Regions from separate parts of the Homo sapiens genome. Here region 1 is linked to region 2. A link is a loop called in an ENCODE intact Hi-C map of the cell type or tissue named here. Cell type or tissue: heart right ventricle. All regions are shown on one strand. Each heading gives the region's core, and the rest is flanking DNA. Links, peaks and the distances in the headings are about the cores only.

The links. Hi-C counts contacts between places; a loop is a spot of excess contacts. Peaks named below come from ENCODE experiments on the same cell type or tissue, not always from the same donor. Only the 100,000 strongest peaks of a DNase experiment are listed, where the experiment ranks them.
Region 1: a loop joins it to region 2, with 4 times the contacts of the local background. A loop is called at or near these places in 14 of 110 quality-filtered maps.

What each region holds. Positions count from the first base shown.
Region 1 is chr2:217,739,916-217,756,083 of GRCh38, reverse strand. All of the region lies in intron 2 of DIRC3 (disrupted in renal carcinoma 3), which reads left to right. Among named protein-coding and RNA genes, the nearest start is that of DIRC3, 42 kb to the left of the region's middle. In heart right ventricle, for the core only: no CTCF peak of the experiment used is centred there; a DNase peak (open chromatin) is centred at 6,903; H3K27ac peaks cover 482 bases.
Region 2 is chr2:217,509,722-217,525,889 of GRCh38, reverse strand. All of the region lies in intron 2 of DIRC3 (disrupted in renal carcinoma 3), which reads left to right. Among named protein-coding and RNA genes, the nearest start is that of DIRC3-AS1, 240 kb to the right of the region's middle. RefSeq lists a silencer at 14,935-15,024. In heart right ventricle, for the core only: no CTCF peak of the experiment used is centred there; no DNase peak of the experiment used is centred there.

The DNA of each region.
Region 1 (16,168 bases), core at 4,768-9,767, 230 kb before region 2:
GAGGCAGAAAAATGAGGGGATCAACAGCCCAGGCCTCAGGGGCACCCTTCTTGGCCCTTACAGGTAATTTAATTGCTGTGCCTCAGAGTCTCTTCTGTAAAATGGGAATGATAATAGTACCCTAAGTGATAGTATTATTATTAAATATTGGCTGAGTGTTCCCAGCTTTGTCATAATACAGCTCTGTGACCTTGGCCCCTCTCTCAGGACCTTTGTTTCCTCATCAATAACGGGGAATGAAGCACTCATTTTGCGTGGTTGTGATGAACAGGTAGGTTGTTTGTGAAATCACCTGGTGGTACCTAGTAGGTATTAAATACCCATTTCTTTCTTGGATAAGTATTGCTTCCCAGTCAACACTTATCTTCCCTGTTGCCCTGGCCTCAGCAAGGTGACAGTGATAAGTCAACTGATCCCTTTCAGCAGAGACCTCTTCAGGACATCTGCCTTAGATGAAGGAGAGTGTAGGTGTTCAGGAAGCTTGGGGGAGATTGATTTACTTCCTGGAGGGCTTTTTGTTAGTCCTGAAATGTCACTATGTGGTTTGCTGCTTCCTCTGCCTGCGGGTGATGGGGTAGGGGTAGAAGGTGGAGGGGGTGCAGGTGTCTTGTTGGGAGCCCCTGGAAGTCACCTCTTTAGAGGGGCCGTCTCTGAGATACGACGATTCATTTTCTGTTATCCTTATATTTTTGTCTCTACTGCCCCCAACTCCCCCCATGTAAACAGCCTGCTCCTTTGAGATCCCTGCTTTGGGAGACTTGCTGCTGCAGGCCAGGGAGTAGGAATTGCTTTCTTTTCTTTTTTCTTCCTTTCTGGGAGCCTGAGTTCTTTGAGATGTGAGTGCCTTTGAGGGAAGAGTCCCGGAGGCAGAGCACCCTTTTCCCTGTCAATGCCCAGGGTGGGCAGGACCTCAGAGTGGGCTGACAGTGTGATGTGTCTGTGACTAGCTTTCTCTGGCACTGTTTGGCACAGAAGCAGCAGAGCCCCTGGGCTCCTGGGTACTGTGTGGCCTTGCATCAGTTATCTCAGTGTAACCAGTGGGGACAAATGGCCAGTGACCACGCATGCACCCCTTCCAGTGATGCTGGTGAGAGAGAGGATGGGCGGGTTCCATTAATGACCAGGACAAAATTTGCTGTCTCAGGTGGGATGGGGGCTCAGAGATGGATTTAACTTGACTTAAATAATTTTTTTGAAAATTATATTTCTCATATACCTGAAATCGTGGAGTTTGATTTATAGTTGCTATTTCTGAATTTTCCTTAGCACCTGCACAGCGTCTTGTATGCAGCAAGCACTCACTAAGCCCTTCTCCTTACCCTGCCAGTCTACCTATTAGACTAGCCCTGGTGTTCAGGACTTAAAGTAATGGGCCAGCTAGGAGCCTCCAGGGCTGGGTCTCTAGACTGCAGGTGCCATGAGATGGGTACTCCCAACAGTCCAGCCTCAGACACATTGCTCTGCTTGACAAAGCTTTGCAATTCCCATGAGTGACAGCACCAAGAGCTACCATGTCTTGAGAGCTTCTGATCTGCTGGCATGGTGTGAAGCCCTTAGCATGGTATCTCATTAGTTTTCACAGCAGCTCTATAAAGTCCAGACTACATTGTCTCTATTTTGCAGATGAGAAAACTGAGGCTTGGAAAGATGGCAGAGCCAGAATACTATCCCAGGTGGTTGGACACCAGAGTCACTCATTTTAAGCACTTAGGACAAGTGACTGATGGACTGACTGAATAAAGAAGGACAGGAATAATAAAGTTGTCAAATTGGGGAATGGCAAGACAGGATGTATTTATTTCCTGCCTTTGGCACCTGTCTTCAGTGACCCTTTCCCTCCCTTTTCCCCTTAGGCCCCACCCAGAGAGGCTGATTTCCAGTCTGTGGGGTCCAAGGGGGATTGAGGGTCCCCTGTCTGTGCCTTCTGGACCCTCTGGGAGCTCTTGGCTCTTGACTCTGGGCTGGGAGGCTGGAGCCCTATTGCCTTTTCTATCAGGGATGGACAGAGACATTCTTTTTCATTTTCTTTCCCCAATGCCATTTTGTTAAATCAGAAATCCTTGAGGAGTGAAGTCACATTTTCCATGCCCCTGAAAGCTCTGGAGAGCTGATGAGTGTTATTGTAACCAGAGGAGACTGGGGACAAAGGAAGCTTATAATTTTGTAAACGAGGCTTGGGAGTGCCCTGCCTGCAATGGCTTTCCAGAGGGAGAGGCAGAATTCGGAAAAACCAGAGGCAAGAAGAATGGCAGGACTGGCCAGCCTTGAGCCTTGCACCCAGGCAGAGACCCTCCTGCCCCCTTCTCCAGTTACTGTTTCCCAGCCTTCCCTGGGGAAGGAAGTTGGCTTGCTGAAGCGGCAAGATCTCTATGCTTAGAATGAAGCACGTGGGGTCACAGTGCCGGCTCATTCACCTCAGTTTCCTCATCTGCAAAATGGGCTGGTGAAGGATCTGCCCCAAAGAGTCTGCACTCAGCCTGGCGATGGGGCTGTGTTTCATAGAGAAGGAAACTGAGGCATGTGTTTTTCAGATAGGAAGTGGCAGAACCGGGATTTAGATCCCGGCAGTCTTACTCCTGAGTGGGAACTCCCACCCCTTGCTCCACAGCGCTTAGGCTCACCAGAGGCCAAATCATGTGAATCAAATGTGACCCGCGTGCTGCCACCTGGGGTCAGCCCTCTTTGCCCCAGCCTGGAGGGACAGAGGCTTCCGCTGGAAGGTTAGGCTCTTAGGTCTCTTCAAACCTTAACATTCTCGGACCTTCTCCTAGTGGCCAGACTCTGTGACCTACTGCGTGGGAGGGAAGCCTGGGAACAGGTGGCCTATTTCAGCCCCTCTCAAATGAGTTCCAAGCAGGTGGCTGTTGCTTCCTCTTGCTGGCCATGGCTTCTCACTAGGCTTGCACAAAAATGGAGAGAAGACCAAATAAAGCTCCTTTGAGGACAAATGTCTTGGACAGGGCTGGGGGTGGGGATCCAAAGATGGACAGAGCCAACCCCCAACCCTTGCAGGGCTCCGAGCCTGCCTGCTTCCAGGCTGCAGGTCTTCTGTGCAGGCTGGGGTTGGGTGTTCAGGGCTGATGGGGGCAGGCATGTGAGTGATTTGGGGAAAAGGGCTGTGTGGAGGGGATTGGGTCGTTCACACTCAGCCTGGGTCTGTCACTGAGCATGCGCTCCCTTCTCCCTACAATCCTGGCCCTAGTTATCCTACTTCTTTAGCCCTGAAGCCCTAAAGCTGCCCCCTCCAGCAGGTGGCCGAGATTTCCCAGGTGGACTCGGGGGTCCTCCTCACTCAGGCCAAGCTGCCCATGAGGAGCTGCCCATGAGGAGCTGCCCATGAGGAGCTGCCCATGAGGAGCTGCCCATGAGGAGCTGCCCATGAGGAGCTGAAGGGTGATGAGGATCTGCCTGTTTCCTCCGTGAGAGTTCCTCTTTCACTGGCGCAGGCATTGCCCTCCTCAACTTGTGAATGGAAACCCATTCCAAGGGGGGTCTGGCTTTGCCCAGGTGGGTTTGAGATCCCCTAACCCAAGCCGCCTTCATCTCCCCTCCAAAAGCACAGGCTCACTCACAAAGCTCATCTCAGCAGGTTCTCCTCACAACCATGGCTACACTCCTCTCCCTGCTGCCTTCTCTCTGTGTGTATGTCTCAGTGTCTCTGTGTCTCAGAGTCTCTGTCTCTCAGTGTCTCTGTATCTCAGTGTCCCTGGCTCTCAGTGTCTCTGTCTCTCCGTGTCTCTGTGTCTCAGTGTCCCTGGGTCTCAGTGTCTCTCTCATGTTGTCTCTGTCTCTCAGTGTTTCTGTGTCTCAGTGTTTCTGTCTCTCAGTGTTTCTGTCTCTCAGTGTCTCTCTCATGTCTCTGTCTCTCAGTGTCTCTCTCTGTCTCAGTCTCTGTTCCTCTCAGTCTCCCTCTCAGCATGTCTCTGTATGTGTCTCTCAGTGTCTCTCTGCATCACTCTCTGTGTCTCTCTCTCTATGTCTGTGTGTCTCTCTTGATGTGTGTCTCTCTTGCTCTGTTTCTCTCTCGGTCTCTCTCTCTCTCTTCCCCTCCCCTCCCTCTCTAATTTCATGGGACTTGTCTCAGTGTGAGGAAAGCATCTAATTAGTCTTAGAGGTCCTCCTGTCCAGAATTTCTAAAGCCGTGCTCATGACAAATGTCCCAGGCTTGAACGGGACATTTGAGAAACTCTGGGCCAAGAGGAGCAGCACAGAGCCACCCAGAGGATGGCTCTATAAAATGGGGTTACAATAGTGCCTTACCCAGAGGATTTGAGATAAACCACTTAGAACAGAATTCATGTGTGGAGGCCAATACAAAACATCACCAAAGTTAAGCTGCTTTCCCTCTCCTCTTCACTGTAGGGTGCTCAAAGCCTCTACTATGCTAAGGAGAACAGAGAGCTCCAAGAGGGTTGGTAGAGTTGCAGCATTTCCCAGGATTATTTGTCCAGTGAAACCTCTTGCCATGGAGCATCTAGTGGGGTCAGAGTTCCTCAAATCATAGTTGGGAAATATTGCTAATCCAAGCCCCTTATTACAAAGGGAAGTGGAAGCCTCCCTCCCCAAGTCCCTAGAGCCAACTGGGGCACACGGTCAGGAGGCTGGGCTCCTGCTGGGGGAGCAGCTGAACTTGGCTCCAGGATAGCACCCACGGGCCTCCTGTGGTGCTCCCAGGAGCCTTGGCAGTGTCCCTCTAGGGAGTGTCAAAAGCCCTGGGAGGCATGGGGTGTGCGCACCTTGTAAAAATGACCCTGCTGTGGATGCCGGGGCTTGCGCCCACAAAGATGGGTTGCCAGAAGCCCGTGAGAGTGGATGTTGGGGGAAGGGGTGGCTAGACCCTCCCTTCCTTGTGTTTCTGTAGGTGAATCCTCTCGGCTTCAGGGAAGGACTGATAGGGCTCTCAGAATTATGTACCCTCCTGGCCCCCAGTCTGGAATCTGGAAGCTGGACTCTCTCCCTCCTAGGTCTGTATCGTAATCTTTTTGGTGTTGATCTGTAGGAAAGATGATGCCTGCTCCCCACCCCCTCTTAAATTCCTCTTCAGCCTTCTTTGGAAGGTCCTGGTAATACTCTAGCTGCCATCACCTCAGTTGTAACTTCTGAATACCATTAACCCCCTCTCCTGGCAGCTATGACCTGGTTAGAGTCTTATTAGGTTCCCAAGGGTAATGAGGTTATCACCATTTTTTTGCCCCTTTTCTTCTCCCAGAATAGCGGGTCTTCTAAAGATGCTGTTCTCGGCTGGGCGCGGTGGCTCACGCCTGTAATCCCAGCACTTTGGGAGGCCGAGATGGGCGGATCATGAGGTTAGGAGATCGAGACCATCCTGGCTAACACAGTGAAACCCCGTCTCTACTAAAAATACAAAAAATTGGCCGGGCGTGGTGGTGGGCGCCTGTAGTCCCAGCTACTCGGGAGGCTGAGGCAGGAGCATGGTGTGAACCTGGGAGGCGGAGCTTGCAGTGAGCCGAGATCGCACCACTGCACTCCAGCCTGGGACAGAGCGAGACTCCGTCTCAGAAAAAAAAAAAAAAAAAAAAAAGTTGCTGTTCTCTTCTTTGCTGCTGCTGCTTTTTCTTCTACTACTACTACTACTACTTTTCTTCTTCTTCTTCTTCTTCTTCTTCTTCTTCTTCTTCTTCTTCTTCTTCTTCTTCTTCTTCTCCTCCTTCTTCTTCTTCCTCCTCCTCCTCTTCCTCCTTCTCCTCTTCCTCTTCTTTTTCTTTCTCCTCCTCCCCCCCTCTTCTTCCTCCTCCTCCTCCTTCTCCTCCTTCTCTTCTTCTTTCTTCTCTCTTCTTGACAGAGTCTTGTTCTGTCGCTTAGGCTGGAGTACAATGGCATGATCATAGCTCACTGCAGCCTCAAACTCCTGACCTCTAATGATCCTCCTGCCTTGACCTCCCAAATTGCTGGGATTACAGGTGTGAGCTACTGCCTTCTTAGCTTCTGTTTCTGGGTCACTATAGCTTAGAGCTGGTTTGCTTCAGAACTAGCCCCTGTTGTTGACTTCAAAACTCTTCTAACCAGGGAAAAAGAAACCTGGTGAGGGAGGATATAATTCTCCTATAGTCCATCTTCCAAAGGGGTGGAGTTCCACTGCCCCAGTGTCAGATATCCACTTAGATTTCTGTAGCAGCCCTTCTTTGTCTTGACCAAATGTGCTGACTTGCAGGGTGCTCTCTGTGCCTGACTGGGAGAGCGACTCCCTTCTCATCGCAGCCTGTCCTCTTCACTCACGTGGGGTCTCAGCCCAATGGAGAGGGTGGCTGGGTGCTAGTGATAGCCCAAAATTAGGTCTGGAGGGCCCCCAGCATAATGAAGGGGCCTAAGAATGCCCAGACTCTGGTGAAGCTGGCAGGTAGGGCAGGCTGGTACGAGCCTCCACTCACCTGTGAGCTGGTATCTGCCTAGTTGCTTGGTCTAGGAGAATGGATGACTCTCATTTTGAGTGCTTTTTGGGGGCAAAAGAAGGGAGGTAGGCTATTTCTTATTGTCTATGCCAGGGCCATAGGAACCTGAGGGGCCAGGCCATACAGAATAGTTCCTTGTATGGGAGGTAAGAGGCAATGGTACCATGGCATTGCAGGTCCCTGTCCCTGTCCCACCTTCAGAGCCCTTGGGAGTTCTTTGGCTGCTCTGTGACTCAGGGGTCCTGAAGGCCCAGGCTGGCTCTGCCCCATGTTCTGGGTGGTTATGCACCAGAACCACCGCACATATGTCAGATCTGCTCCTATGGCAAGGGCCAGGCCTTTGCCCTGTGGAGGCTGCAGGGCACACACAGTCCTGTTTACCACCCATATGTCCTTTCCGGAGTGGATGCCAGCAGCCTGCGGAGGCTGTGGGATCTCACTGGAAAGCCAGGGCTGGGTCCAGGAAAGTTGATTTTCCTCTCCTGAGATGCCTGCATGGGCCTCAGGCCAAGCTCTGCTGAGGGCTGGCGACTGACTGGGAAATGTTCAGCTCCCCTGTCATTGTGGACTCCAGTGGCAGCCTCTGGGGAGGAGAAAATCTGCATGGAGGGCAGTGCAGGCTCGCCTTGCTGATGAGACAGAACAAAAGGGAGGGGGGTGGGTTACTGGAGAGGGGACAGAGGATGTTCCTCAGGGGTAAAAGTGCTGACTAGTGAATCTGACCCAGGAAGAGGAGGAGGCAGCAGGAAGGGGGAAGGAAAAGCAGTGGAGATATTGGAGGAGCCAAAGGGGGCACAATTGTTCCTCCCCCGAAGGGGAAACCATGGGGAGCAACAGCTGGAACAGGAGTGGAGCTTGGAGGGAGACAATAATGGAGCTCGATGCTTTGAGATTCAAGATGGCAGTACCAGAAAGGTTGACTCCACTTGGTAAGTGGAGAGGCCTCAGGACAGGCAGAGGAAATTCTCTTTTTGGAGTTTGACTCCATGTCTTGTGGGCTTTCACTGAAGTGCAAACCCATGAGGGCAGAGATTCCTCTCTGTTTTGTTCATTGCTTCAACCCCAGTGCATAAAATAGAAGCCAGCACAGATTAGATTCTTAAAAAAAAGTTTGTTGAATGATAAATAGTTTGAACACAGGGATATAAGAAAAGGAACATTATATCTTAGGGCAAGAGCTAAAAGTCTCTTTCAGATCTACTCTGGGGCCCTAGAAATGCTTGACAAGGAGTAGTTTGGGGAATATTTAGGATCATCCCACTGCAGGGAGCAAACTGAGGGAGACTTTTAACTAGGGGAGAGGCAGGCAAGGTAGACTGTGCTGGGGGTGATCCAGGCCAGAAGACAAGGGATAGGAGGTCTTGGCCAAGGTGAGTGGATAGAGGAACAGGGTATGGAGTCAGGTGTCACACCGGGTGGGCTTAGCCTGCCTTCTGAGGCTCTGGAGAAGGTGATCTTCAGGAGTTTAGGTGGCCCGGGGATGTCTGTACCCCAGCAGCAGGGCCTCAGAGCAAATCAGGAACAAGAGCAAGACAAGGGGGCTGGGCATTTGGAGTTGGGTCTCAAAGCAGATTACCAAGACAGGGCCTCAGGATGGGCCCAAGGCAGGAGGAGGCCAGTGACCATGCACGTAGGCCTCGGGGCCTCAGGGCTGCAAGGCCAAAGGGAGCTGTGTCCCAAGGTGGGGGATGAAACTCCTTTCTTTGGCTTCCTGTAAGGATTCACACTGGGATTTGTGACCTGGTGAGCTGCAGGTGGAGGTCTGGGGGACCTGTGACTCTATGGTAGGAACAGGAGAGCCTCAGACATTGGGAAGCAGACAGGGTCCTCACATTGGGCACATCAGCAGCAGGCATGGCGTGAACAGACACAAAATAAAGAAGTTAGCTGAGTGGACAAGAAAGGCCAAGGAGGGTGACCGTGGAGGTCACAGGCAAAACGGAGGCCTTTGTGTGATGTGAGAAGCAGGCTCTCTTTTCTCTGTGGGACAGACTTGGATTTCTGTGCTCAGCGCAGAACCAGTGCACAATCTTTCCAGGGATGAATAGTCCTTTCTGTGTGACAGAGAGTGCCACCTGCATCAGAGAGTGGCTGGGGAAAGAGATGAAAGAAAGAGGTGACTTGGAGATAATTGCAGACATGGAGTATTGAACACTTGCAGGAGGAAGCAGGCAGATGTCGTGTTATACTAGGAAAAGAAAGTAAATTTCCTAAGGCCACAAGCATGTTGGTGGCACAGCTGGTCAAGACTTAGGTGGGATGTGCTCTCTGCCACCCCCCACTGCCTCCCAGGGGCCCACGCAGAAGTTTGGAGAAAAAGAGTCCCTGAAAGGTGGCTGAAGTCAGTGAATAAATAAATTAATGGAAAGGGAATGTGTTTTCTGACCCCGATTTCAGGGAGGGCAGCTGGGGAGAAGGCCAGGGGTTTGTACTCAGGAAATGCAGCCTCCAGAAGCCGGGCAAATCTGAGCCTTTCCCCGGCATCTGAGGAAGCCATGGATAAAGTCATCCATCATTTTCTCAGTGGTGTGGAGAGCTCTGGCAGTCCCAGAGTGAGGCAGGAAGCCCCACTTCATGGCACTTCCAGAGGGGTCTGATATTTGTTTATGCGAGACATGGTCCAGCTAAGAGTGACTTGATGATTCAGCATCTCCAGGGTGGGTGAGGTGGGAGGAGGCCAGCCTGGAGGGTGGGTCCTTTTCTGTTGGCCAGTCCCTGACTCTTGGAACTCTCCCTGCAATATCTGAGAGAGCAGGAGCACTTAATTATTCATTCCACAAACACTTCCTGGAAACTGACCTTGTGCCACGCATGGGCTAGGAGCTGAGCAAAGAATGGTGAGCAATGGCAGGTGTGGTCTCTGCTCATGTGGAGCTTTGTGTCCAGTGGGAGAGAGAGGGTTACTCAAATAATCACAGACTGGGATGTGCGTTCTAAGGAGATTTTGAAGTCAGGGAGGATTTCTTTGCACAATAACACCTGTGTTGAGATAGGAAAGGCGATTAGACTCTTTCTAGGTGAGGTAAGGTGGTGTGAGGGAAGACATGAGTTTTCCTCTAGGGGAGCAGCATGGGCTAAGGCCCTGTGGCAGATAGAAGCATGGTGTGTTTGACAAAAATCTGAAGAGCAGGGAGACTTATCAGGAGGTGGCTGGATACTTGGGCCAAGGGCCCAGGTTGTGCGGAGTGAGAGGAAGGCTTTATCTTCATCCTAAGGAGCAATGGGAAACCTTTGAGGGCTTTTAAACGATGGTAGTGGAGGGTGGATGTTTAACATAATTAAATATGCACTTTGCAAAGCTCCCTTTGGCTGCTCTATGGACAACATATTTGAGAACAGAGTGGATTTAAGGAGACCAAATAGGAGGCTGTGTAAGTCATCTAGGTGAAGGATGACAATTGCTGAGACCTGTGCAGATGGACAGAGGTGCAAATTTGAGAAATACGATAGCAAGTATTTATTTAGTATTTACTATGTGCCAGGCACTGTCCTGTGGGTTTTACATGGTGTATTTAATCCTCACAATATGGTAGATACTATTCTCCTCATTTAAAGATGAGGAAACAGGCATGTGGAGGTTTAGTAATTGGTTGAGCCAGGGTTCAGTCTGGGAGCCCATATTCTTTTTAAAATTTATTTATAAATTTCTTTTAGTAGAGACAGGGTCTCACTATGTTGCCCAGGCTGGTCTTGAACTCCTGGTCTCAAGCAGTCCTCCTGCCTTGACCTCTCAAAGTGCTGAGATTACAGGTGTGAGTCACTGCACCCGGCCAGGAAGCCCATACTCTTAACCATCATCTTTGCTACCTAGTGGCTAGGATGTTAGGAGATGAGAATGAGAGGACTTGGTGGTTGATTAGACTTGAGGGGTGTAAGCATGAGAAAAGAGATGGCCTAGGCTCCTGGCTACCTTAAGTGGGTATTGTTTACTGTAATAGGCACCAGCTGAATGAGACTGGGTTTGGGGGAGGAGTTCATAAGTCTGCCCTTGGACAGTGTAGTGGTTTTAAAATAGTCCACAAATTCTTTGATACTCCTCCATTTAAGAGGTGGAGCTTGATTCCTCTCCCCTTCATTGTGGGCTGGATTCAGTAACTTGCTTCTAATAAATGAATTATGGTAATAGTGATCACGTCTGGTTTTCAAGGCAGGTCATAAAAAGCACTGTGGCTTCCATGTTGGTTACTCTCCCTTGGAACACTCACTATAGGGGAAATCAGTTGCCACATTGTGAGAGGGCCATGTGGCAAGGACCTGAGGCCTCCTGCCACCAGCCAGCACCAACTTGCCAGTATGAGAGTGGGGTGAGCCCTCTTGGAAGCAGATCCTCAAGCCCCAGTCAAGCCTTCAGATGATACAGCCCTAGCTAACATCTTGACTGCGCCCTGTGAGAGAACTTGGGCCAGAACCGCTGGCTAAGCTGCTCCTAGATTACCGATCCTAAGAAATTGTGTGAGATGAGAAGTGTTTGCTGCTAAATTTGGTTATAAGTTGTTATACAGCAGTAGATAACTAATACAGACAACCAAGGGTAGGTGTTGGGTAGGCATTTGTTGTGACTTGGAATTATAATTTGGAAGTTGACAGCATTTCAGTGGTGGCTGAGCATGTAGAAGAGAGTGCAGGCCCACATCGGGATTTGAGAAGTTTTGTCCTTAAGTGGCTCTGTAGAGAAGGATGAAGGCCCTGAAGGGGACTGGGAAATTGGATGGTTTGCAAGTTGGGCTCCGTGTTGACTTTGGTCCTGTGGAGGGGCCTCAGGGGGTGGATGGAAATTTGATGAGAATCTAGCCCTGCCAAGTTTCTACTCTGATTCATCTGGAGTGGCCCTCCTTTTTCTCTTTTTAGCAAGGGGTCTAGTAAGATTCACCGGGAAAAAGCAAGGATCTGATGCTGAAATATTGGAAACTACTAATCTAGTGCAACCACTACTTTTACAAATGTGGAAACCGACTTGCCCAAGGGCAGGCAGCTTTGGACACAGGTCTCCTGGGTCTAGTGTTCTTCCCACTGGGCCTCCTTGCCTCCAGCACCTTCCAGTGGGTCTGGGGGAAGAGAATTAGGGACTGTGCAGAGGACAAGATGGGGTTCCTGCCTTTGACATTCTGTCCCCCCAACCAGGCACACACTGGGGAACAATGACACCCCTCCATGCTCCGCGTGGTGCCTTCTTCTCGAACAAGGCAGGACATGAGCTCATTCCTGGCTCTGCTAGGCATGTGGCTTACCAAGACCGGTCTTCTCTAGACTTCAGTTTCCTTATCTGTAAAATGGGAATGAGGATTCATCCTTCTTCACCAGGCTGCTGTGAGGGCCAAATGAGGTCCTAGTAGGCCAGAGGACTTTTCACCAGTGAAGTGCAGTGTAGTTGGAACAGGTAGGTCACTGCTGGCCAGGGAATCTCAACCTCTTCAGGCTGCCTCAGGCAGAGTGGGGCCCTTGGGGCCCTGGAGACCTGGCAGTCCCCACATGGTGTGAATCTTTTGCTAGAGCAAATCCAGGCCAGCTGCTCTGAATGTTGGTGCTGCCAAACTTTCAATAACCTGGGACCCTTGCCAGTCAGGATGTTCTCCCTGGGTCTGATTTGCAGTGCAAATTGACTCTTAGCTGTTCCAAATTCTCTTGGCTCTCGAGTACCCATCCTCAGGCCCCAGTACTCATCCTCTAGTCCCATCCCCCATTCTGTAACTCTGTCCCCCCAGTTATCTCCTCATCTAATTTGGAATTATCAGTGGTAGAAATCAAATAGTGTACCCCCATTGTTTATATGGGAGACTCAGCGGGGTCCAGGAAAGTGACGTTATTTGTTCACAATTACACTGTCCTTTACCATTTTTTCTTTGATGAGTTCCTTTGAATGATGCCTGTGATCTGCAGCTTTCCACTTAATTTTCCTGTTTTTGGGCCCCGGCCCCTAATCCACCTACTCTTCCCTGACTACCCAGCTGATGACAATGGGACCATTGCTTTCATCTTTACCTACCTGCACCACCTCTGGTGGCTGACTTATACAATCCCTTGGCTGTCAAACCCAGTCTGGTCTTATGGCTGTGCTTCCAGAGTTTCTCCTCCTCTGGTCCTCTGAGGGTGAGCAAGCAGCTCTTAGAAGAGGAGACAGGAAGCCCCTGACTCTGGGCACCTCACTCCCCAGCCCTCCCCGTCTCTCCCACTCTCTCAAGCCTCCAGGCTGTTTCTGAGGTTTGGAATCAGTAGAGAGTTTTCCCCTGACCCTATATTTTATTCTCCCACTTCTCTTTACTTGAACCCATTTGTAAGCAAAAAACCATTTGGGGTGTTGTGTTTATTTTTTCCTTGTTCCACGGGAAATTACTCAGAATGTATAAGTATGTGTTTTCCTTAGAAAATAGATTCCTTTACATTTTGGCTTTGTGGTTCCCAAAGCAAGTGGACCCGCAGAGACCTAGGCTGCCAAGAGGGCTTCCCATCCGGGAGCCCTCTTGGCTTCAGAATTACACCCTTTCTCCTCTCAGGACCAGTCACCCCCTCCAGCCCCTTTTGGGGCCCACAGCTTCTTAAACCCCACAAGACTTCAGCCAGAGTGGGCCTGACATCTCTCAGGAAGACCAATTCTTCCTGAATCTTTACTTTCAATTCCTCTTTCTCTCTGCTGGTGGAAGACACTGTGATGGATCATGGCATGAGAACATTTCCCCTCCTCCACCCTCCGGGGCTGGAGTTAAACATAGACTTGAAGTTCTAAGTTCGAATCCTGGCTCTGCCTCTTGCTGGCTGGTGACTTGAGCAGTCGACTTCATCTCTTTGTGCCCTGTTTTCCTCTCCTGTAAAATACGGCCATTGACAGTATTTGTGCAGAAGGCCATTGGGAGGGTTAAGAGAATTAATGGGTGTAAGGTGGTTAGGACATTGTCTGGCATGGAATAAGTCTCATCTTATGTTTTCTTTTGTTCCTATGCATGTGCTTCTCCCTGATATGTACTCATTTTAGTTTTAGCCTTAGTTACAGCCCATTCCCAGTAAGGTGCAAAGGCAGGTGGAGACAGGATGGGGTCAGTGTGGCTTCTTCTCATCACCTTCCCCCAAGTTGAGGGATCTCAGTGCTCTTTTCCTTGGCTTGGCCCCTAACCCAGAGCTCCTTTCCCTCCCTTCCAAAAATCGCCTTTCTGTTTGCTCACCCGTGTTCGTAGCAGCATAATTCACCAGAGCCAAAAGGTGGAAGCAGCCCAACTGTCCATCAATGGATGAATGACTCAACAAAACGTGGCATTTCCATGCAAATAGAATATTATCCAGCCTCAAAAAGGAAGGAAATTCTGATCTCTGCTCCAACATGGATGGACCTTGAAGACATTATGCTAAATGAAGTAAGCTGAACACAAAAGGACAAATATTATATGATTCCACATGTAGGAGGTATCCAGAGTTGTCAAATTCAGAGACAGAAAATAGAACAGTGACTATTGGGCCTAGGAGGAGGGGGAGGATGGGAGGCTGTTATCTAATGGGTAGAAAGTTTCATTTTGAGATAATTAGAACATTTCTGGAAAAGGAGGATGGTGATGGTTGTACAACAATGTAAATGTCCTTAATGCCACTGAACTGTACACTTAAAAATGGCTAACATGGGAAATGTAATGTTATATATATTTACCAGAATATAAAGGACAGAAGTAAATAAAAATATATCAATAATAAAAAAATCCATTTTGCCTCTTGAGACTCTGAGAGGGGTACTCATAGTACAGTATTCATGCCCTGTGGGGGGTATGAGGGTGAATCAGTCTTCCAGGGATTGGGCTTGCCGGTGAACTCCTAATTGGCCCACCTTATTGCTTTCAACCCTTGAGGGAAGCTCTTTCCTGGGCATCCTCCCTGGGGGATCCTCAAGTTCACGGGGTCACAGCCTTGACAGGGAGCAGCCTCCATGTTACAGAGATATCTCCTATACTGTCCTGGAGCCGGGGACTGGCTACTGGTCGTGGGTGTGTGGCTGGGTCCCCCAGCACTTCACTTGCTGTCAATGCATGCATGTGCATTCATCTAGGATTAATTAGGCACCACTGTGTGCCAGGTAGAGTGCCAGGCTCTGGGATACAGAGCCAGCTGGTGCCCTGCTTCAATGGGCTTTTGTTCTAGTGGTCAATGGTCCATTTTGAGCACCAGGCTCTGAGCCATTATTTCATTTCACTCTGACAGCCACCTAGCAGGTGCTGTTGGACTCTCAGCCTTCTTTGGAGCAGCATTCTTTCTGTGGTGAAATGCCTAGGTCCATTTGGAGACGCGAATGGGAGGTTTGGTGGTCCCAGTAAGAAGAGATTTCTCTCCAGTCTCTATCTGTCCCACTTGCTTGAAAGACTGAGTCATTCGAGGGCCTCCTCTGGGGCTAGCAAGGGACCCCGTAGGTGCCTTGGTACCTCTTCCTGCAGCCCCCAGTGGCCCCCATAGCAGGCCAGGCATAGTCAAACCCCTGGGAAAGCCCAGCTCAGAGCCATCAGTGATATCTCTGAGAGAAGTGATGAGTGTCTAGTCACAGAGCGAAAAGGGCAGAGACTACATTACCAAGGCCCTAGGTATAGAAGACCAGTGCCCTCCTGCCAGGGCTGTGCATATGCCCAGAGCTGCAGCAGCCTTTGGGGGGAAATTGCAGATTAGACCAGGCATGGTGCTGGGCCTCCACGAGACAGCTGTGCGGAAGCTGTGATGCCCTTCTCTTGCCTAATTCCACCCTTCTGTTTTCACTTGCTGTGCGTCCTGCTAAATTCCCTTCTCAGGCTAAAAGTTTCCATCTCTGGGCTTGGCCCCAAAGTGAAATTCTCTGGAAACTTTCAGCTGAGTTCACTTAGCTATTGTTGAGTGAAAGGTAGGTGGGGGAGGAGACGATTTGGGTTCAGCTTAGTTTTGATACTGCAAATGCAAGTGCGGCGAGACCTAGAACTTTCCCCTTGGCTGCTGGGGTTTCAGTTGGGGTCAGGGAGGCAAATGGGGTCATGAAGACAGCTTTGGGCTGGGATTGGGACCCCTTGGGTCCTAGTCCTGACAAGGTAGGTCCTGCCTCAAAGCCCTGCTGGTCAAGTTGCTTTATCTCTCCAGGACCTATTTGCTAATTTTCAAAGCCAAATCTTTTGAAGAAATTATCTCTAAGGTTCTTTGCGCATAGCCCTGATGTTTGCTGATTGATGCCTTAATCTCATGATATGATTTTTGTTTGAAACAAACCCTGCTTTTCTCTGTGTGTGGGCAGCCATCAGAAGGTTCTAGCTTCTGTAGATGCCTGTGCGGTGCTGTCAGCCTCCAAATCATAATCAACCATGTGGCTGGGCCACAAAAGTCTCAGACTTGGCCTGATGGAAATCAGGCAGCTGTCCTGGAAGGAATGAGCTTTGCTCTGCCCGCTCTTCCTCTCCTGTTTGTTTGGTTTTACTCTTGTTCTGCGTCAGGGATGAGTTGGTTGGGAGAAGGGTACAAAACTTAGAGCCTAGATCTGCACATGTTGTTTGGTTTGGGAAATTAAAATATTTGGTTGATTTTAGTCCAATAATGTAATGTTTTTAGAAAGACAGGTTATTGGTCTGGATTCAGCTGATTTTTTTTTCTATCCTAGCATAAAAAGATTTTTAAAAATCCAGCAATTACAAAAAAAATTTGCAAAATGCCCTCTGTGAATTGGTTCCTCCTAAGTGGGTCTTCTGTAGGTGGGAGCTCTGAGGTGCAACTAAGATGAGCAGAAAGGGCAGGAGAAGAAGGGGAGACAGAGGCTGATGTAGGATTTTTATATCACT
Region 2 (16,168 bases), core at 5,312-10,311:
AGTTAGACCCCAAGAAGAACTTCCAGCCTGGGAGGTATGACATGCTAGTGTTAGTGATGTGATGGAGGGTCATTTCTAATAGAGGTCTTAGTTCGGGAGAGAACTAGATCATAAGGTCACAAGAAGACAATGCAAGATCACAGAAGTCAGTTTCTAGACCAGGTGGCCCATTGTGAAGTCAAACAAGGTACAGGACCACAGCCAGGACTCCAGACCTCAAAGGCATCATCTGAAGCATAGTACATTCTAGATTTGGCATTTCTTCCTTTTTGATTACAATATTGTCAATGTCATCTAAATAGATGACATGTCACAACTCCCAGACCATGGAGGCAAATTGATATACTACATGGCTACTTCCTGAGCAGAGCTACTGGCTAAAATACTTTTCTAGCCCCCTAAATTTACATCATTTCTAATCTCCAAAATCCAGACCACTTAGCCATTATTTCATCAAAACACATTTTTATAAACACTCTGTGTTCATGGCCATGCATTGAGAACTGCAAAGCCGATGGCACATACAGGTACTGTTTTTCATTGTGATCCACTCCCTGAAGGGAGCATTCTCCCATTTAATCATCACCACAAGAATCCCATTTTGCAGAAGCAGCTAGAGAGGTTAAGCAACCCACCCAAGTGCGGAGAATCACTGAGAAGCAGATCTGGAATGCAAATCTGAGCATACCAGCTCTAAGAAACTTGCTTTTAACCTGACGGTTGGAGAGAGACCTTTCTCTTGAGAACCCACCCATTTCGTAGCGCAATATACCTCTCTTATATCCTGTCTTCTTATTTATTGCTGCAAAATCACCCCAAAACATAGTGGTGTAGAATGCCAACCATTTTTATCATGACCTTCAAATTCTGAGGGTTAGAAATTCAGAATGGGCTCAGTGGAGTCATTCTCTGCTCCACAATGTGCTGGTCCTCAGCTTCGATGACTCAAAGCGTGGGAAGTTGGAATCGCTGGAGCTGGAGGATCCACTTCCAAGGTGACTTCTTTTTTTTTTTTTTTTCTGGAAGAATTTAATCAGAAAATTGGGCTTTGTCTTTTATAATTTCTATGTTAACATTTATAAAAAAATCTTTTTTTAAATTTTACTTTAAGTTCTGGGATACATGTGCAGAATGTGCAGATTTGTTACATAGGTATACATGTGCCATGGTGGTTTGCTGCACCTATCAACCTGTCATCTAGGTTTTAAACCCTGCATGCATTAGGTATTTGTCCTAATGCTCTCCCTCCCCCTGCCCCCAACCCCCGACAGGCCCTGGTGTGTGTTGTTCCCCTCCCTGTATCCATGTGTTCTCATTGTTCAACTCCCACTTATGAGTGAGAACATGCAGTGATTTCTCTTTTTTTTTTTTTTGTGAGACACAGTCTCACTCAGTCGCCCAGGCTGGAGTGCAGTGGCTCAATCTCTGCTCACTGCAAGCTCCACCTCCTGGGTTCACCCCATTCTCCTGCCTCAGCCTCCCAAGTAGCTGGGACTACAGGCACCCACCACCACGCCCAGCTAATTTTTTTGTATTTTTTTTTTAGTAGAGACAGCGTTTCACCGTGTTAGTCAGGATGGTCTTGATCTCCTGTCCTTGTGATCCACCCTCCTCGGCCTCCCAAAGTGCTGGGATTACAGGTGTGAGCCACCGCACCCGGCCGATTTCTTTACTCATATATCTGGTGCCATGGTTAGGATGGTGTCATCTGGAGCATGTACTTGCAGCCTCTTTGGCATCATGGTCATGGCATACTGGGAATTCTTACATGGATACCTGCTGCTCCAGGAGTGAGTGTCCCAGTGAACAAGGTGGAATTGCAAAGCTCTTTAGAACCTAGCTTTAGTCATCGCCTAGCCTCATTCTGCTATGCACTATTGAACAAAATATTATAAGCCTGCTCCTATTTAAGGGGTGGGGAGGTGGACCCTACCTCTCAATAGAGGACTGTCAAAGAATTTGTGGGAATGTTTTAAAACCATTATATGAGTTAAAATTCTGTGTCAGTAGCAAGTGGATTGAGAATTTCAGATCCTGATATATGCTAAGGGCGTATTGTTTCTTTCTTCTTTTTAAATTAACTAAATTGAAAGCATTGAAATGGAGACAGTTTGGGTTCTCATTTGGCTGAAGGCATCCTCTTCATGGTGATGCAGTGGGAAGATTGGGTAGCAGCCCAGGACAGAAGAGCAGCTGGACGCAGCCCACCAAAGGGATTCAGACTGAAGTCTCCCTCACCCTCATTGTGGCAGAGAGAACTTCGTAATCAACACTCTCTTGGCTACAGTCCTGGCCTGTCAGTGGACCCTGTCCCCCTTAGCCTGGCAGCTCTCTATTGTTGCTTCTCAGCTTGGATGGGAGGTGGGAGGGACCAAAGCCAGCTTCCCTCCCTTCCCAGGCCTCTTAGACTTGCCGGACACCGGCATCATCCTCCTCTTTGGGCAAGCACCACTGCTCTCTTATCTGCTTCTGCAGGGAGGGAGCCATCAGCACTCTCCCTGTTCCATTGCCAGGCGCCACCAAGGCCCCTCTGGCTTGGTGCCTCCTCACAGGCGGAGTAGCAGAGGCCGGAGTCCCGACTTCTGGCCCCAGCTTCACCCCTAACCCTGGATGTGACTTTAGCTGAGTTGGTTCATCTCTTTGGATTTTAGTTTCTCATCTGCAAAATTAAGGTGGAGTGGTTAAGTCAGTGCTTTAATATGCACACAAATCTTCCATGGATCTGGCTAAAGTGCAGGTTGTGATTCCATGGGTCTGGGGTGGGGCCAAAGATTCTGCATTTCTAATAAGCTCCCAGGTGATGCTTCTGCTGTTGCCCTGTAGTAGCAAGAATTCAGTGCTGTTCTATAGAACTTTCTGCAGTGACAGAAATGTCCTATACTCTCCAATATGGTACCCACTAGCCACAGTGGCTATTGAGCATTTGAAATGCAACTGTTGAATCAACAGGAACTGACTCTTACATTTTATTTAATTTTAATTCATTAAAATTTTAGTGTGTGGCAGGTGGTTAACATGTAGGACAGCATGGGATAAAAAATCTCTAAGATTTGCCACTGACCAGCCCTGTGAATTTGAACAGGGCATTTAATTTCTCAGAACTTTAGCTTTCCTACTGATGAAAAAAAGTAACTCTTCCTGTCTAACAGAGTTTTTGGTGGGTGTGAGGTGTGGTGATAAGTTTTAAAATAATTTGTGGACTGTATAGACATATGTTATATAGTAATGATATTATTACTAACATTATATATTAATTAATATACATTATATAATACTGCCTCTATATATTGAAAAGAAAATTGGAGTCAGACAATTTGGGTTCAAACTGCATTTCCAGCAGTTTCTAGCTCTGTTTTTGGTTTTCTCTGGGCCTGATTTCTCATCTCTAAATTGTATGACATGAACACTTTCATAAGACCCTTGAGAGAATAAAATGGGTTAAATGTTAAGAGGCAACCAGTACAGTGCCTAAGAGGGGTGTCAATTAATGTTAAGATGGCACAGTGGAGCCATCGTCAGTGGTTGGGGTTTAAATCCTGGATCTAGCACTTACTAGCTGTGTGTCCTTGGAGTCGTCATTTAATCTCTCTTTGCTTCAGTTTTATTAGCTTCAAAAGAAAGACAACAATACTGTAGAAAGTTAAATTATTCATTAATTTTGCGTCAACAAATGTTATTTGAGCTCTCTTTTTACATATTTTATGGTAGGTACTTAAGATACAATGGCAAGTAAAAGTTGTCCATGGTTTTATGATTTGTATAATCTGCTATGTGCTAAATCAAACATTACATGAAGCAGAGCATCTGTGATGCTGCAGGATCCTGTAACTGGAAGGCCAGAGAAAGCTACCTTTGGGAAAAGACATTGCACAGGAATCAACTCTCATTTGCCAACTGGACGTTTGCTATGGTTTGAATATTCGTTTCCTCCAAAACTGATGTTGAAACATAATCCCCAGTGTGGCAATATTGAGAGGTGGAGCTTTTAAGAAGTGATTGGGTCATGAGAGCTCTGCTCCTAAGAATAGATTAACCCATTCATGGGTTAATGGATTAGAGGTTTATCATGAGAATGGGACTGGTGGCTTTATAAGCAGGACAGAGATCTGAGCTCAGCCCCCCCTCACCACATGATGCCCTGTGCCACCCTGGGACTCTGTATAGAGTCCCCACCATCAAGAAGGCTCTCACCAGATATGAACCCTTGACTTTGTACTTTTCAGCCTTCATAACTGTAAGAAATACATTCCTTTTCTTTATGTGTAACCCAGTTTTAGGTATTCTGTTACAAGCCACAGAAAACAGACTAAAACAATGTTGGAAAGCAACAGACATAGAAGAGTCTAGACTGGGGGCTATACATTTGTAAGTTGTCTACTCATAGAGTTGTTCAAGAGTACAGGAGATAACGTTTGCAAAGGGTGAGGCACAGCACACCTCTGAGGGGCTCCACATTTCTGAGGGGCTGAGCATATGGCTGCCTCCTTCTGTCCCCTTTCCTTGTGGAGTGGTGAACCAAAACCTCATGTTGGCCTGCAGAGGCAAGTCAGCCTCTGTACCTGAGCCTCCAATCACTGTTGCCACTCAGGGCTTCCTGAGTTCCCAGCTGAACCAATTCATCAACTAATCTGGATATGCCAGATTAAACACCATAAAAAATCTACCAGTTAGTGGATATTTTACTTAGTCCCCATATGAGCAGAAAGCCAGTTCATTCAACCTAGAAGTGAAATGAGATCTTAACTGACTCTCACCAGGAGATCCAATGGCATGACCTTGTAGTTACTCATCTGTATGGAGGTCTGTTGAGCTTTCCAGCATTTGTAATCTGCATTGATCATTTGTGCCCACACACGCACACATGGATGTATGCACGCATACACACCAAAAGGATAGATTCCATTGATAAAGCTTAGTAGTTTTGGTTAATTGAAGCGTTTGATTTTCTTCACAAGGAAGGGGCTTGGAGTCAGGAACTTGTGCCTCTGTATCTCCACACAGCCACTGAGAATATGGTCCACATATGGTGACAAACTGAAGAGCCGCTGGTTACCTCGTTGACTCAGTCTTCTTGCCTTTGCCCCTAGGGCAGACTGCAGCCTCTAAGAAGGATGTTACAGGAAAAACAACAGCTTACCCAGCTCCCCTCAAACCCTCCTTCTAGAATTTACTCCCTTTTTCCAGATTTCAATACCCTTGGGACTGAGTCAATTCCCTGAAAAGCAAGTATTAGAAAGCAAATTTGCCAAATGATCAATTTACCTATTTACTAATGTGCAAGTTGACCAAATTGAATCCTTTATAAGATTTGACTAGAGTGCTTAGTCATTTTGCCAGGAATCTTTTGACGAATTTAACAGGAATGTCTTATTTTTGTTTCTAATAATGTGACACAAAGAAACATATTTTATCATTATTAACAACATTTCAACATTTCACATGGTAATTTTTCATATTATGACAATATGTATGAGGAACTGTTTTGGCTGATGGCTATTTCTGATTTTCTTTGTAGGTTTTGAAATACTGATTTTAATATAATTTAATTTAAAACTGATTTATTTAGTTTTCAAATTTAAATGTAAACTTTTGATTTTCTGTATATTTAAATAATTACTTTAAATTTAGATTTAATTTAAAATTCTAATATGCTTCCAATGATTTTGGATTTAAATATAAAATTATATTTAAATGTTGAATTGTCAGAAATACATAATTAAGGAAGATAACCTGTATAAGGAGTTGATGTACACTACTAAAAAGGGCTTAATGGTTTAAAAAATGGGCAATAACATTTAAATACAATAAAAAGCAGAAGTAGCTTAAAAAAAAACTCGGTTACCTGCAAAATACACCTGCAGAAATGTGTTGATACATAGCATTTATATGTAGTGATTGGAATCTGCAGACTTTATTGATATTATCAGAAATAAGTCATAGTTTGCAACAAAGGTGAAATTATTCCTTTTTGGTAAATCAGCTAAGCAACTAGAGATCCTTTTAAAAAACTCAATTTTGTGTTTTTCTGCCATTTTTTTCTTTGCATTTCTAGCATTCTGCTGTCAATTTCTCATATAGTCAATCTACCTTGGTTTATTATTTCTAGTCATTGATAGCCACATTTAAAAATGTGATATGGGGCCGGGCACTGTGGCTCATGCCTTTAATCCCAGCACTTTGGGAGGCTGAGGTGGGTGGATCATGAAGTCAGGAGATCGAGACCATCCTGGCCAACATGGTGAAACCCAGTCTCTACTAAAAATACAAAAATTAGCTGAGTGTGGTGGTGTGTGCTTGTAATCCCAGCTACTTGGGAGGCTGAGGCATGAGAATTGCTTGAACCCAGGAGGCAGAGGTTGCAGTGAGCTGAGATCGTGCCACTGCACTCCAGCCTGGCGACAGAGTGAGACTCTGTCTTGGAAAAAAAAAAAAGTGATATGGTTGCTCCTGCTGTTTCTAAGTTGATTCTTCCTTGACTATAGTGGACCAGGACTAGTGTGGGAAATCTTTTCTGGGCATCCTCACACCCCTTCCCGGCCTTGGTTTTATCTTTTCTTTTCAATCCTTTCTATAAACTGAAGAAAGCAAATTTCTGCAAAGTAAATTTTCAATAAACTTTGAAACTAAAATAAATTAACTTTAAAAGCACTCAAATAAAGCAGAATTGTAAATAACATTAATTTTAAATATAAGTTAAAATTTAATTCTAGACTCAAGATAGAAATCAGAATTAGGTAGAAGAAAATTTCCAGTAAAAAATTAGAATGCTCCAAAAAGATTTTCATTCAATGCAGAGCATCAAGTGGATAAATATTTTCATTAAACATTATGACATATGAATTTGGTAATGTGAGTGTACTGGTCATTTGGCAAATTGATCTTTCTAAGAACTGACTCCCTGGGCATTAGCTTTCAGTAAATTGACTTTTCAGGGAATTAGCTTTTGTACCAATTGGGCATTCATCAAAATGATTTTCACTGAATTGGCAGATTTCATCCATTTCATCCTCTCCTTTTGAGTTCTCTGGAATCTCCTATATTCCCACCAAGTCCTTGTGAATCTTTAGCTAACTTGGTTTCCCCAGGGGTGCAGATTTATATTCAGAACATTTAATGGCGAAGTCTTTAGGAAATAGAGGAAAAATTTATGTCATTTCTTTGAGGCCAAAGGCTTTTGGGGACTTGTTTGCTTTTTGGGCTTCTTTTATAGCTTTTTGGGTCTTCTTTGGCTAGAGACTAAGTGTTTTAAAAGGGTCCCAGTGAGATAGTTTTGACATCCTTGTCCTCTCCCTGCTCTACTTTGAGAAACACTGGATGGCTAAATGGAATCCCATCTATGCAGAGGAAAAATTAAGGCCCCTAATTTAGTTCTGGAGTTTGAAGATATCTTAAGATCATTTAATGCATGGTTTCTCAACCTCAGTACTGTTGACATTTTGGGCCTGTTGGACTTTTTATTGTGAGGGGCTGTCTTGTGCATTGTGAGGGTGTTTAGCTGCACCCCTGGCTGTACCCACTAGATACAGTATCACTCCCCAATTCATAACAATCAAACATGTCTCCAGATGTTGCCATATGTCCCTGGGACACAAAACCACCCCTGGTTGAGAATCACTGACCCACTCTCCCATCCAATCCAGAATTTTCCTTTAGCTTATCCACCATATGTGCTCTGACTGCTGCAGGGGCCTGACAATGCACCTCCTCCTTTCCAGCCTGTTTCCTGATATAGTCTAATCCCCATTTCATAGATGTTTCAGGAGAACAAAATAGCCATGTGTATAAAATGTCTGGCCTTTTGTTGTGCTTGATAACTGTATTCATTATATTGATCCCAAATCCCCCATCTTTAACTTTTCCTCCTTTGTCTAACACCTGAGTGCCATGCAGACTGTGTGCTCTTTGGATCTCCTGACAGCTTTGAATTCAGCCATTGAAGGCAGCTATCCCATCCTCATTTCTTCTCAGCAGACCAGGCTCCATAAACCTCGATTCCTTTTCAGTTCAGAGACAACACTTTTCAATTTAAGAGGAGATTGATCGCTGAGTTAGCGTGGAGCTGGGAAGAAATGAGATTTTAAGGTTAACACCTCGATGGGGGAGACGGAACTCCTAAAAAGTCCTTGCTAGAAAGAACTGCTCCTTCAGAGGTTGCAGCAATCACTGCAGAGAGGCTGGATGCTAAAAAGAAACCAAACTCCAAGAACATACGTTTCTGCAATGACACCCTAATCTGGCGCCCCATGAGGGGCAGGCTAGGAGACTGAGGCCACACTGCCCTTGACATCTCACTCTCACCAGTTGCCCATTTGGAAATAGTTCCTGACACTTTCCAGGAAGTATAAATGAGTCATGAGCCCTTGAACACAGAGATTTAAGAAGCCACCTGAACCCTCAGAACAGCCAGCGTTTGCTGAGTAGTTTTAAAAAAGCACTGGGTCTTACATTTAAGTCTTTAACCCATTTTGAGTTGATTTTTGTATGTGGTGAGAGATAGGGGTCTCGTTTCATTCTTCTACATGTAGATATTCAGTTTTACTAGAATAAAAGAGATGATTCTTTCCCCAATGTTTGTTCTTGGTGCCTTTGTCAAAAATCAGTTGGCTGTAAATGCCTGGATATATTTCTGGGTTCTGTATTCTATTCCATTGGTCTTTGTATCTGTTTTTATGCCAGTACCATGCTGGTTTGGTTTCTATAGTTTTTTAGTAGATATTGAAGTCAAGTGGTGTGATGCCTCCAGCTTTATTCTTTTTGCTTAAGGTTACATTGGCTATCCAGGGTCTTTTGTGGTTCCACACTAATCTTAGGATTTTTTTTTCTATTTCTATGAAGAAATCATTGGTATTTTGATAGGGAGTGAATTGAATTTGTAGCTCGCTTTGAGTAGTACAGACATTTTAACCCTATTAATTTTTCCAATGCATGAACACAGGATATCTTTCTATTTATTTGTGTCCTTTTTTTCTTTTTCTTTTTTTTTTTTTTTGGAGATGGAGCCTCGCTCTGTCGCCCAGGCTGGAGTGCAGTGGCGCAATCTCAGCTCACTGCAAGCTCCACCTCCCGGGTTCATGCCATTCTCCTGCCTCAGCCTCCTGAGTAGCTGGGACTGCAGGTGCCTGCCATCACGCCTGGCTAATTTTTTTGTATTTTTAGTAGATACAGGTTTTCACTGTGTTAGCCAGGATGATCTTGATCTCCTGACCTCATGATCCGCCCGCCTCGGCCTCCCAAAGTGCTGGGATTACAGGCGTGAGCCACCGTGCCTGGCCGTGTCCTTTTTTTTCATCAATATTTTATAGTTTCATTGTAGAGGTCTTTCACTTCCTGGGTTAAATTTATTCCTACTCTTTTTTTTGGTAGCTGTTGCAAATAAGATTGTTTTCTTAATTTTTTTTTTGGATAGTTTGCTGTTGGGGTTTAGAAACACTGTTGATTTTTGTGTGTTGACTTTGTATCCTGAAACTTTGATAAGTCTTTGAGGTGACAGATATGCTAATTACTCTGATTTTATCATTACACAATGTATACATGTATCAAAACATACTGTACCCCATAAATATATATGACTATTATATGTCAATTAAAAACAAAATAAAACTTTAAAAAATTTTGAAAACATAAAAGGAGGCTTGGTGTCAGGATGCCACCAGATATTCCTGTGGGGAGACTTTCTACATCCCTCCTTGCAGAGGCCAAAAGCTGAGCTGACCTCATATGCTCCCATATGAAAGCTGAATTGCTCTTGTCAATTTCATGCCTGGAATATGCAGGCCTCAGGAACTGCTGTCTTGTGTAAGGGGAGGAATTGTGAGTCAAAGTGCCAGGGATCCATCTAGCTGGTGCCAGAAAGATCCCCCAGCAGAGATGGCAGGCCTTATTTCTCCTTGGATCACGGAGGAGAAATTGGGTTGAAATGGCTCAAGTTTGAGAGGATGGTCTCCCAAAGTCCCACTAGAAGCAGACTGAGGTCATGGACGATGTTAAGACTTGTACAAGAGGCGGTCCTACCTCCTGTCCCCTGAGACAGGAGAGCCTGCCAGCCAAGGGGGTTAGACTTGATTGTTTACACACAGGGACCCTGAGTCTGGCCTAAGGCTCCCTGGAATTTACTCTTAGGCGGTCTCTTGATTTATAAGTCTAAATCACATTAAGTACCATTGTGAATCACCAGTGCCTGTCCCTGGCAAGGTTTTGAAGATAAGAGCTCCAAAATGGGAGGCTTCTCTGAGCCCAGGGAAGAACAGAACTGTTTTCTAAGTCTACGAAAAAGCATTAAACTGCTTTTTGGGCATCTCTGGGAGGTGTGGAGGAGAAGAGGGGATTTTCCAAGGTTTCTTCTTGCTATGATCTGACTTGAGGCACGAAGAAAGAGGAAAGATAAAAAAGGGTAAAGCCTATTGCAGTTTGGAGGTTCCCTATCAGGAATAGTTACTACTCCCTGTGGAAGGTCTTTGTTGTACTGGACACTCTTGAAACAAATGTGACCTTAATCTTTCCAGAAGTATTGAGTCTTTGGCTGGAAAGAATGTCCACCTGGGTTCTCTAGTTCAGTCTCCTGACTAAACTGCAATACTGTTAAGAAACTTCTCCTCAAGAGCCATTGGGTTTCAAGGGTCTTTAGACTTTGCAGGCGGGTATCTCATAACCTCAGATTAAGTCAGAGAGCCAAAGGAACTTGGAGATCAGTCAGCCCAATGTGGTCATTCTGAAGTTAGAAACCCTGAGGACTGGAGAAGTGATGTGACTTGCCTAAAACTACACATCAATTAGTGTCAGGGTCGGGACCATGATCCAGAAGTCTTTCCTCCTAGTCCCGAGCCATTTCAGAGACTCCTGTCATTCTCTCTAGTTCTACCAAACCTGTGTTTGCTGGGGATGTTTAATTGCTTTTGCAGTTTTCACTTTTTTTCCCTCTTCTAAACAGCTATCTTTATCCATGAGGGTGATAATGAGCCATGGGGAACAGTAATATCTATATTTTCCCCTTTTCCTTTAATAACATTTACTGAATTATTCATTATTAATGGTTAGTAATTCATTGTTGAATTATTAACATGTATTGAATTATATTTATTAATTTATTCACTCAACAGTAATCACTGAATATTTATTGAGCATCTTTTATGTGCTAGGGATGGTGCTAAAAGCTCAATGTCTATTACCACATTTCATCCTCAAAGTCACTCTAAGGTGTAGCTACTCTTTGTATCTCTAATTTACAGACAAGGACACTTGGAGAAGTGCTCTAACTGCCCAGGTTGCACCCAAGTTAAACCTGGATTTGAGTCTTATTTCTGCCATTTCTTTGCCTGGTACTTGATTTGATGATTATGTTGTACTAGCTCTCCTACTTGAGTTAAAATTAGCTCTAAGGTCATAAATGGGCTTAAGGACTTCTCTAAGATGATCATTTGCAGACTGGATACAATGTTTTGCAATGGCTATATTATCTCTCTTTCTGCAAGGACCTTCCTGCTGTTCTAATCCTCACATGGAAACTACCATGCCCATCTTCAACTGAGCCAGTTAGTATTTCTTTAGGGCAGGATAACATTTTGGGCCACAAGAAGTTATCAGAAACAGTTCACTCCAAGGTTACATAGAGCACATTAAGCATATTACTTCCAAAGGTGGACTATTTTTGTTATTTTTATCTATTAATTAATATCTATTAATCTATTAGTCTATAATTCAAAGCACTTTAAAAGCTATAAATCTTGATGCATCAAACATGACCAGGCTTGTGGTATATGATAACCATTCTGGATCCCAAATGTGGAGACATTAGAAAAGTGAAGCCAAGGCTGAGCATGGTGGCTCACGCCTGTAATCTCAGCACTTTGGGAGGCCGAGGCAGGCAGATCACGAGGTCATGAGTTCGGAACCAGCCTGGCCAACCTGGTGAAACCCTGTCTCTACTAAAAAAATACAAAAATTAGCCAGGCGTGGTGGTGTGCGCCTGTAATCCCCAGCTACTCAGGAGGCTGAGACAGGAGAATTGCTTGAACCTGAGAGGCGGAGGTTGCAGTGAGCTGAGATCGTGCCACTGTACTCCAGCCTGGGCGACAAAGCAAGACTCCGTCTCAAAAAAAAAAAAAAAAAGAAAAAGAAAAGTGAAGCCAAAAAAGTGATTCAAGGATACAGGAAATTTTACATTTCAGGTGTTCCCTGACATGGCCCCAGCCTACTCTCTGATGACAATATATCCTGCCACCTCACGATATGCATTCTTCATTACAGCCCAGCACACTCACTGTTTCTTAGAACATTGCACTTTGGAGTCTTTCTACCTCTATGCCTGCTCTGGGGCTCTGTATAATACCACCTTCTCAGTGGAACTGGATCTCTCCAGTTGGAATTAATTTCTTCTTTCACTGAGTTCCTCCCTGCATTTCTTATCACACTTGATACATTCCACTTGGTAAAGTAGCTATTTATCTATGTGACTTAGCTTAGCTGGGCTTAGATAGGGGATGCCAGTGAAGGAGTCTAAGCAGGAGAATAAAGGGTCAGGTTCGTGTCTGAATGTTTTTCTGTTTTCTTATACAAAGAGGTTGGCCAGGGAGACTTTGACAGAATCAAAAAGAGCCTTCTTGACCTCTAGGGGTGAAGCTGGGCTGGTGGAGAAAATGAAAGTAGATGAGGAAACTCTGCAATATTTTGGAGTGCTCAGGGGCTATGAAAGTCTATTCTTTTCTGCCTCTGGTTTCCCAATTCTTTCTCTAAGGATACTTTTCAGTTCAACAGATCTTCCTCTTTCCTCTGAGACTCTGCCTAATTGTGTGTGTGTGCGTGTGTATATGCATGTGTGTTTGTGTGTATGTATGGATGTGTGTATGCGTGTATGTGTATGCATGCATGTATGTGTGTATGCACGTATGTGTGTATGTGTGTAGTGTGTATGTGTATATGTATATGCATGTGTGTATGTGTGTGTATACATGGATGTTTGTATATGTGTGTGTATGCATGTGTATGTGTATGCATTTGTATGGCGTATGCATGTGTATGTGTGTATGCATGTGTGTGTACATGTATGTATGCATGTGTGCATGTGTGTGTTTGTGTGTATATGTGTGTATGTATGTATGTGTGTGTGTAGTGTGTATGTGTGTGTGTTTATGAATGTGTTTTTGGTTTTATGCTGATCTGCTATTGTTGTCGTCATTGCTGCCAGTATTCCGGATGCAGATGCAGAGAGATAGAGGATCTACAAGTGACAGTTGGATATAGTTTTCAAATGACTAGTGTTGAAGATTGGATCCTGATAAAGGAAGTTTATCTCTTCTTGGCTTCCTGAATGTCAGAGTCGTGGGAACCTGTGAGCAGGTGACTGAGGGGGCAGATTCATCTCCTGACCTTGACAGCTTTAAGAATAGGAGAATCTCCCTACCCACTCAATATTTGCATCTATTTATAACAGGCAAGAGTCATTTCAAAGCAAGGCAAGGGCATTGCCAGGATGACCTTTGGAGGGCCCTTTTGGGATGAATCATCTGTGATATTGCCTCTTCAGCCACTATGGATGGGGAGTATGTATCATTATTTTAGGCACATGAAAACTGAGAATGCTACATAAATTCACATTATTGAACAAGAGTGGTTATGGTGACCTTGAATATTTTCACATTTACCCTTGCAATTTCCCTGTTCCTTCCCTATTTTTATTTATTTAAAATTATGGTCTTCTCTAGGAATGGAGATGTTTTATGTTGTGGGGAGTGGTCTAGAGGCAGGACCCTGAGCCCAGAGGAGCATGGAGAAGAGGGGAGGAGGTAAGGGCAGTTGGCTTCTTTCTGAACTTGGTGAGGACTGTGTGTTCTAGAGGGAACATTTTGGCCTTGTGAAAAAATAAAACCCAACACAGACATGTGGCAGCTCCCAACTAAGCGCCCATCCCTTAGAGGGCTACCAATCGAATGAACAGAGACCCCAGTTCTCTTTGAAACAGCGAGAGAAACAAGTTTATATTTATTTACATGACACCAAGACTCAGTTAACACAGAACTTAATTTCTTTGTGATGCTGAGGCCTGAGTTGTAAGATGCAGGTTAATTTCTTTTGTGTGTATTCTATGGAGAAGAGAGTCATAATGCTAGAGGAACAGTCTAAAACACATGGAATATTACTGGAAAGACACTTACAGATAGCTTTCCATCAAGAGAGAAAACTGGCATCCAGAGAAGTTAAACGACTTGTCCAAGAGCGTATGGGGTGTTAGTAGGAAAACTGGCCTGGAAGCTGGGAGACCTGAGTCTAGTGAAGCTTTATTGGTAATCCTAAACTGTAGTTTATCTTATATTCAAAACAGCTTTAAGAATTTCCTGAGTCTATAACTTAACTTCCAGATTCCAGATTCTCCCTCTCTCTGTCTATATATACATATATGCACACACACAAATACATATACACACATACAATAAAACATACAATATACACACACAATATAACTGAGATAGAATACTCCAAACTTCAAATTACCTACAGATAAGGGAGTAAACTCCCAGGCTCAAGGTGGTCTCCAGAGCAAGTGCTGGAGCAAAGACTCAGCCTGAAGATTGTTTGGAAAAGGAGAACGGTGCCTGGGGGCATTAGTGTCCAAAACCACAGACAAAATAACCTCCAGAAAGAGAACTTCGCACCTGACTGAGAAATAGCTTGAACAACTCACAGGCCAGGTAGCCTGAGGGCGCTGCTTCAGGATGCGAATGAAAGGGAGGGTTTGACTGCCCATGGGGCTGGGCTGGCCTGTGGAAAGGGCACTATTTCTGGAGGAGAGGGGGCCGCTTGGCAGCAGGGCTTCAGAGGCGTCTGAGTGGAGGGGAAGAACGAAGAAAGAGTGTCCTACCAAGCAAAAGTGGATCTCAAAGCTCAGAAGGCACACCAACCCCTCCCCCACAAAAGCTGCTGTCAGTGAAGAAACTACACTTTCCCATGCCAACAGAAGAGGGTGCTCTTGAACTAAGAAACATGGTCAGTCATCAAACGCCATGACTGCGCCTATCTACAACTGTATATTTAAACATCTAAAAATGAATAGAAAATGGCAGACGACACTCATACAAGGCCAATAACTTAAAAAAAAAAAACAGGAATTAAAACATTCCAGCAGATGAAAATGCTTCTACCGAAATCAAATATGAGGTGGAAGAAAACTGTAACAGAACACCCACACTGAATTGAATATCCTAAAACAAGCATGTGAAGATAGAAAACAAAAACCTTAAATCAGAAGTTTTAAGCTTTATAAAAGAAATACGACCAAAAAACCCTATTATTTTGTGAAAAACCCTATTTTTCAGGAAAATGCGAAATAAGAATTGAGTGAACTCAGGAAAGATATGGAAGGAAAAGACAAAATCATCTTAAAAATAAAGGCCAAGTTATAAAGTACCCATGGAAAAAGAGATTTGACTGAAAATATGAAACAGTGAGGAAAGCCATGAAAAAAGGGAATAAAAATAAAATAAGGAACAAAGCAAAAGAGATCAGAGAGAAAATAATTGATAGAAGAAGGCCATTACAATAGAAAACCACTAGTATTTAAAACCACAGACTAAGAGAAATGTCTGAAATTAAAAGAAAACTTGAATCTGCATCTTTAAAGGCTCCTCAGTATCCCTGGGAAAATAAACCTGGAATGGTGAAGTCCAAGACATATACTAGGAAAATATTGTAATTTAAAGATAAAGAAAAAATTTTTCTAGATCTCCAGGCAAAAGTATCAAATCACTTACATAGGAAAGAAAATCGGACTTCTCATCTAAAGTAAAAGAATAACACAGTCACATCTTCAGGAAACTAAAGGAACTGTGGAATAGCTTTTATGTAGATGAGCTAAGCTTCAAGTATCAAGCGATTTTCTATGTGCAGAACCCCAGAGAACACTGCAATCACTATCCAACTTTAATGGTCCTACTATAGAAAAAACATCATTTAACCAAGATAGGACCTGGACCTGAAGAACTCTGGAAAATGGACTGTGTGAGCATTGAATATATTTCAATGTAAATCTGTAACTTAAACAAGGACAGAGTCATGGGGGGAAGAACAGTTCAACTGTTATATGTGGTGACAAAACTGAAGTGACCTATTGTTGCATAGACAATAGGTGGGAATGAAGAATATAATTTGAAGCAAATAAAACACTAAGTAGCAGAGTAAA